Linked DNA regions of Homo sapiens: region 1 is linked to region 2. A link is an interaction called in ENCODE POLR2A ChIA-PET data of the cell type or tissue named here. Cell type or tissue: A673. All regions are shown on one strand. Links, peaks and the distances in the headings refer to the core of each region. The heading gives the core; the rest is flanking DNA.

What was found. Peaks named below come from ENCODE experiments on the same cell type or tissue, not always from the same donor. Only the 100,000 strongest peaks of a DNase experiment are listed, where the experiment ranks them.
Region 1: POLR2A ChIA-PET joins it to region 2 with 14 read pairs; 3 of 35 experiments call an interaction of 5 or more read pairs at or near these places.

The regions. Positions count from the first base shown.
Region 1 is chr16:75,304,059-75,306,968 of GRCh38, reverse strand. It overlaps CFDP1 (craniofacial development protein 1), which reads left to right. Exons shown (of 7, transcript NM_006324.3): 6 at 1,787-1,945. Among named protein-coding and RNA genes, the nearest start is that of BCAR1, 54 kb to the right of the region's middle. RefSeq lists an enhancer at 618-1,817. In A673, for the core only: a CTCF peak has its summit at 1,074; DNase peaks (open chromatin) are centred at 1,388 and 2,148; H3K4me3 peaks cover 1,101 bases; H3K27ac peaks cover 2,500 bases.
Region 2 is chr16:75,409,609-75,412,518 of GRCh38, reverse strand. CFDP1 (craniofacial development protein 1) reads left to right here. Exons shown (of 7, transcript NM_006324.3): 4 at 567-694. Among named protein-coding and RNA genes, the nearest start is that of CFDP1, 22 kb to the left of the region's middle. In A673, for the core only: no CTCF peak of the experiment used is centred there; no DNase peak of the experiment used is centred there.

The DNA of each region.
Region 1 (2,910 bases), core at 155-2,654, 110 kb after region 2:
GTTTCCATATCCCCACTCATGCTCCGTTCCTGGTAAAATGGTGAAAAAGAAAGTGTGTGTGTGTGCGTGTGTGTGTGTGTGTGTGTGTGTGATCACGCGCACATATGACATTGTAGGGGTTGAGTTGTCTGGAAAACAGTGCTTAGAAGATATGAATTGAAAGCTCATAAAGAGCTATTTGGAGTTCTCTTAAGCAAACTGGGAAGTAAAGTAACTAATGAGAAAATCTCTCAAGTCACTTCTCATCTGGAGGCGAGATAGCACAGTGCACCACCCTGAGAGTTGGGAGAGATCTTCCTTTGTCCCGGATCTGCATTGTCTATTGTTTTGACCCTTGTTTTATCATTTAACCTCTCTGAACTTTGTTTATTTGTCCAACTTAATACAAGGATGATGAAGCTTGCCCAGCCCATTCTGAGTTGATCTTAAGCTCAGCATGTACTGGGGTGTGACCCAAACAGGGAAGTTGACATCCTCTCTACTAAAGTTAATAGAATGAGAATGTTCAGGGTCATTGTTCAGTCCCAGCAGTCTGGTGTTCAGTGTGGACGTTGGCCTGTTGGCTCACACCAGGCAGAGGGGGTGAGTAGTCGTTCACGCTGCTTTGCGGCAGGGACGTGGGGTTTCAGAATGGGTTAGGGTGATACTAGGTTATTTCAAAGATGATCCCTTCCAACTCTGAGACTGGGTCCTGTGTCACAGGCCTTAGTGAGAGTTAGATGAGATCATGGCTACAAAAGCACTTGGAGAACAAACATTCTAGACAAGTAAAGGTATTATTATCAGTAGACCATGTGACATTAGCTCATAGTTTTTAAATGTTTAACTTTCTTGCATATCCCCGTGAGGCGGAAAATAACTTCCAAGTTCCTACATGCTGGTAGATGATTTCGTTTCATTTCATAAAGAGACCAAACCTTTCCTCATACCATCTTAACTGCATTTTGCTTTTCTTATTTTATTTCATATGTTTAACAATGACTGGAAACATTTGACCTGCCAAGACTTGAATTTGGGCATCTGGGGTTTCTCCCACTGTCCATGATAGCATCACCAGCAAGTGGAGCACAGGCTGTACATTCCCCGTGTGAGCTTTCGGAGTGAGGAATGTTCTCCACCTCCTGGAAAAAACAGGGCCCAACTCACAGGAGTTAAAAGGAAACTGATTTTAGAACCCTCTTACAGTACTGTGACTTTTCACTCATCAGTGTTGGGAACTGGTTCTCTTTCTCTTAAAAGAACCCCCTGGGGCTTTAAGCTTAAACGATGACAGTGACTCAGAGTGGCTCATGCTTATTGCACCTTGACGCTGTGCCAAGTGCTGTTTTAGCCCTTTACGTGTAAGATACACCACAGCCTGTGAGTAAGCATTTGCTTTGTAGATTAGGAAACCAAGGAACATGCAGTAAATAACTGGCCTAGAGTCACACAGTTAAGCTGGAAGTTGGACCTTGGCATGTGACTCCAAAGCCCTGCCTGAAGCGCTGCTCCTCCCCTCCTTGCAAGCAGAGACCTGCCACACAGAGCCCACAGAGGTCTGAAGAAGGCAGGATTTCCTGTTCGTAGCTCAGGAGAGCAGACAGTGGTGTTAAGCAGGAAAAGCACATTAGAATTCCAGTTTACTTACAGTGCTCTCCACACCAGGAAGGAAATGCCCCAAATATGAACATGGCTTCCACTAAGATAAATGGCCCCAATCTAGGGGATTCCCATTTGCATCAGAAAAACTGTTAATATAGAGATCAGAGTTTTTACCTGCTACATCTTTCATATTTTCTTTCCTTAGGTTAAAAAGATCAAGTGGCATGAGCAGCCTTTTGGGGAAAATTGGTGCCAAGAAGCAGAAAATGAGCACCCTTGAGAAGTCCAAACTGGACTGGGAGAGCTTCAAGGAGGAAGAGGGGATTGGTGAAGAACTGGCCATCCATAATCGAGGGAAAGAGGGGTAAGAAGGAGTAGGTTTTATGCCTTGGAAAATCCTCAGAACCCTGAAATCAAATGATTTATTGGAGACAAACTGCCCACTGTAAGCAAGCAGGAGCTTTTCATGATGGAACTAAAAATGTGAGCACTTTGGTTTGTCAGTAAGTCTCTGTTCCAGTGTGGGGCAGGGCCTGTCACTGGGAAGGCCACTGCGGGTGGAGGGAAGGCGGGGCATGTGAGGAGTACTCTCAGGGGCCAGTCACATCTGCCAAGCTGAATTTGCTGAATTACAGCTCCAGTGAACTGTAAGTTGCCTAGTGGTTGGATCTGGCCTGTGGTAGCAGCCTTGGCCTTATCTGAATCATTTGTCCTTCTGAGAAACCAAACTAGTTCAGATCCGTCAAAAACTGAGCCAATGGAATGCCTAGATGTTGCATTATTGTGAATTTTTTTTTGTCTGTGTCATTATGGCCTGGGGTGGGGCTTTACCCTTGGCTATAGCCTGTGTGATAGGCCAGGCCCTCAGACAGCACCCCAGGCCATCACTTGCACCTCTTTCTCTTCGCTGTGGAATACAAAGAGAATGTTCATAACCTACGTATTCAGTTGTAAAAAGGGTCCTTTCCTTGTCATATTTGTCTTACTGGTGATTAAACAAAAAATCAAGAAAGAAATGGTGGCCAGGCATGGTGGTTCACACCTGTAATCTTGGCACTTTCGGAGGCCGAGGCGGGCAGATCACTTGAGGTCAGGATTTCGAGACCAGCCTAGCCAACCTGGCAAAACCCCATCCTACTAAAAATATAAGAATTAGCCAGGCATAGTGGTGCACACTTGTAATCCCAGCTACTTGGGAGGCTGGGGCAGGAGGATCACTTGAACCCACTAGGTGGAGGTTGCAGTGAGCCAAGACTGAACCACTGCACTCCAGCCTGGGTGACAGAGCAAGACTGTGTATCAAGAAAGAAAGAGAGAGAGAGAGAGAAA
Region 2 (2,910 bases), core at 105-2,604:
GTGAGGTGAATGCCTCTCCAGAAATACCCTACATTACTGAGATTTGAAGCCTACGGAAATCGACCAGATGCCTTTTGATAACAATTGTACTAAGTGAAAAGCAAAGCATTTCCTGTGGTAGGAGAATAAGCTTCTCTAATCATGTAAGTTTCCAATAGGCCTTTAACTGGTTAGAGATGAAACATTTAAGAGTAGCTATAGGCTGACTGCAGTGCCACACACCAACAATCCCTGCACTTTGGGAGGCTGAGGCAGGTGGATCATTTGAGGTCAGGAGTTCGAGACCAGCCTGGCCAACATGGCGAAATCCTGTCTCTACTAAAAATACAAAAATTAGCTGGGTGTGGTGGCGGTTGCCTGTAATCCCAGCTACTTTGGACGCTGAAGCAAGGAGAATCGCTTTAACCTGGGAGGTGGGGAGGTTGCAGTGAGCCAAGATTGTGTTACTGCACTCCAGCTTGGGCTACAGAGTGAGACGCTATCTCAAAGAAAAAAAAATAAAAAGTATCTGTAAACAATATGGTTCATCTTTTGGTGAAACATTACATTTCTTGTTTTTTTTATAGAAAGGAGAGGAGACTGAAGAGACAAGTTCAAGTAAATTGTTGGTAAAAGCAGAAGAGCTAGAGAAACCTAAAGAAACAGAAAAAGTTAAAATCACCAAGGTGTTTGATTTTGCTGGTGAAGAAGTAAGGTAAGAGAACCTTCAAAAACTTTGAAACTAGCATTTTCAAAAATGAGCGTCTCTCTCTAACTGGTGTTAGCCATCTATCCTCTTTTCAATCCATCATAATATTTTGGGAGAGTTATACTTGAACTCAAGGAAAACTGGCTCTATAAATTACCAGGGAGTATGAGAAAGGTCCTTTCACATATAGCAGTGTAGTTTTTGAGCTTTACGAAGTGCTCAGCTGAACAGAAGCAAGGGAATATGAGTTAAGTATTTTGTTCCACTTGATCATTGCCATGTTTTGTGACTTTTGGTAAGTCATGTCTCCCTTTATTACTCTCCTTGACTGCAATATGAGCCCCATTGAAGTCTCAGAAATCAGATAATAATTGAAAATACAAGGAGAGAAATTTGGTTTCAATATTATTTTCTTTTTCTGAGACGGAGTCTTGCTCTGTAGCCCAGGATGGAATGCAGTGGCGTGATCTCGGCTCCCTGCAACCTCTGCCTCCCGGGTCCCAGTTCAAGCAATTCTCCTACTTCAGCCTCCCGAGTAGCTGGGATTACAGGCACACGCCACCATACCCAGCTAATTCTTTTGTAGTTTTTTTGTTTTGTTTTTGTTTTTTTTTAGATGGAGTCTCGCTCCCGTTGTGCAGGCTGGAGTACAGGGTGCGATCTCGGCTCATTGCGACCTCCACCTCCCAGGTTCAAGTGATTCTCCTTCCTCAGCCTCCCAAGTAGATGGGATTGCAAGCCTGTGCAACCATGCCCTGTTATTTTTGTGTTTTTAGTAGAGATGGGGTTTCGCCATGTTGGCCAGGCTGGTCTTGAACTCCTGACCTCAGGTGATCCACCCGCCTTGGCCTCCCAAAGTGCTAGGATTACAGGCATGAGCTGCCACTCCTGGCCTTTTTTTTTCTTTTTTTTTTTTTTTTTTGAGACAGAGTCTTGCTCTGTCGCCCAGGCTGGAGTGCAGTGGCACAGTCTCGGCTCACTGCAAGCTCCACCTCCTGGGTTCACGCCATTCTCCTGTCTCAGCCTCCCGAGTAGCTGGGACTACAGGTGCTCACCACCATGCCCGGCTAATTTTTTAATATTTTTAGTAGAGACGGGGTTTCACCATGTTAGCCGGGATGGTCTCGATCTCCTGACCTCGTGATCCGCCCGCCTCGGCCTCCCAAAGTGCTGGGATTACAGGTGTGATCCACCGTGCCTGGACTTTTTTTTTGTAGTTTTAGTAGAGACAGGGTTTCACCATGTTGGCCAGACTGGTCTTGAACTCCTGACCTCGTGATCCGCCTGCCTTGGCCTCACAAAGTGCTGAGATTACAGGCATGAGCCACTGTCCCCGGCCTCAATATTATTTTCTTAGCTTAATAATATTTTTCTGATTGATTAATAAGGTTTATTTACCATAGGTTAAGTAAGGGCTTAATGCCTTGAGCAAGTTAGTCTCCTGGCTGTTAGGTAAGAGCCACATCCCTGTAATTTCCCTTCCCCCATTTATTTCAATTTTATTATGTGAAAATAGCAGATTTGTGATTTAGAGCTGCATGAGAACAGAGGAAGTGCCAATCAATAATTTTATAGGCAGTTACATTGATTTTCATTGGCAGTAATTAATTAGACCTGTAGGCTCTCTGAAAATACAATTTTCCCTAAAATTGTTATTCTTAAAAATAATGTTTTCAACAATTATTTATCTAGTGAAGCTATATTTAGGGAAAAGAATTGACACTATCAGTTTTTTTGTTTTGGGTTTTTTTTTTTTTTTTTTTTTTTTTTTTTTTGAGAAAGGGTCTTGCTGTGTTGCCTAGGCTGGTCTTGAACACCTGGGCTCAAGTGATCCTCCAGCCTTGGCCTCCTAAGTAACTGGGACTTCAGGGATGTACTACTCTGCCTGGCCATTATCACTTTTACAAATGGTATGGAACAAAACTTTTTATTATTAAAATTTTCTCTCTAACTTCTTCTTCTGAAAAATGTCACACTTATAGAAATGTTGCAAGAATAGTATTACAACAAACACCTACATACCTATGATCCAGATTCACCACTGGTTAATGTATTGCCTCTCTCTCACCATCTATATCTGGGTTTTTCTTTTGTTTTGGCTGAACCATTTGAGAATTACTTGTAGACATTGTGACACATCAGCCTTTAATACTTTAGCACGTGTCTCCTACGACCAAGGGCATTCTCCATTGTAGCACGATATAACTCTCATATTCAGTAAA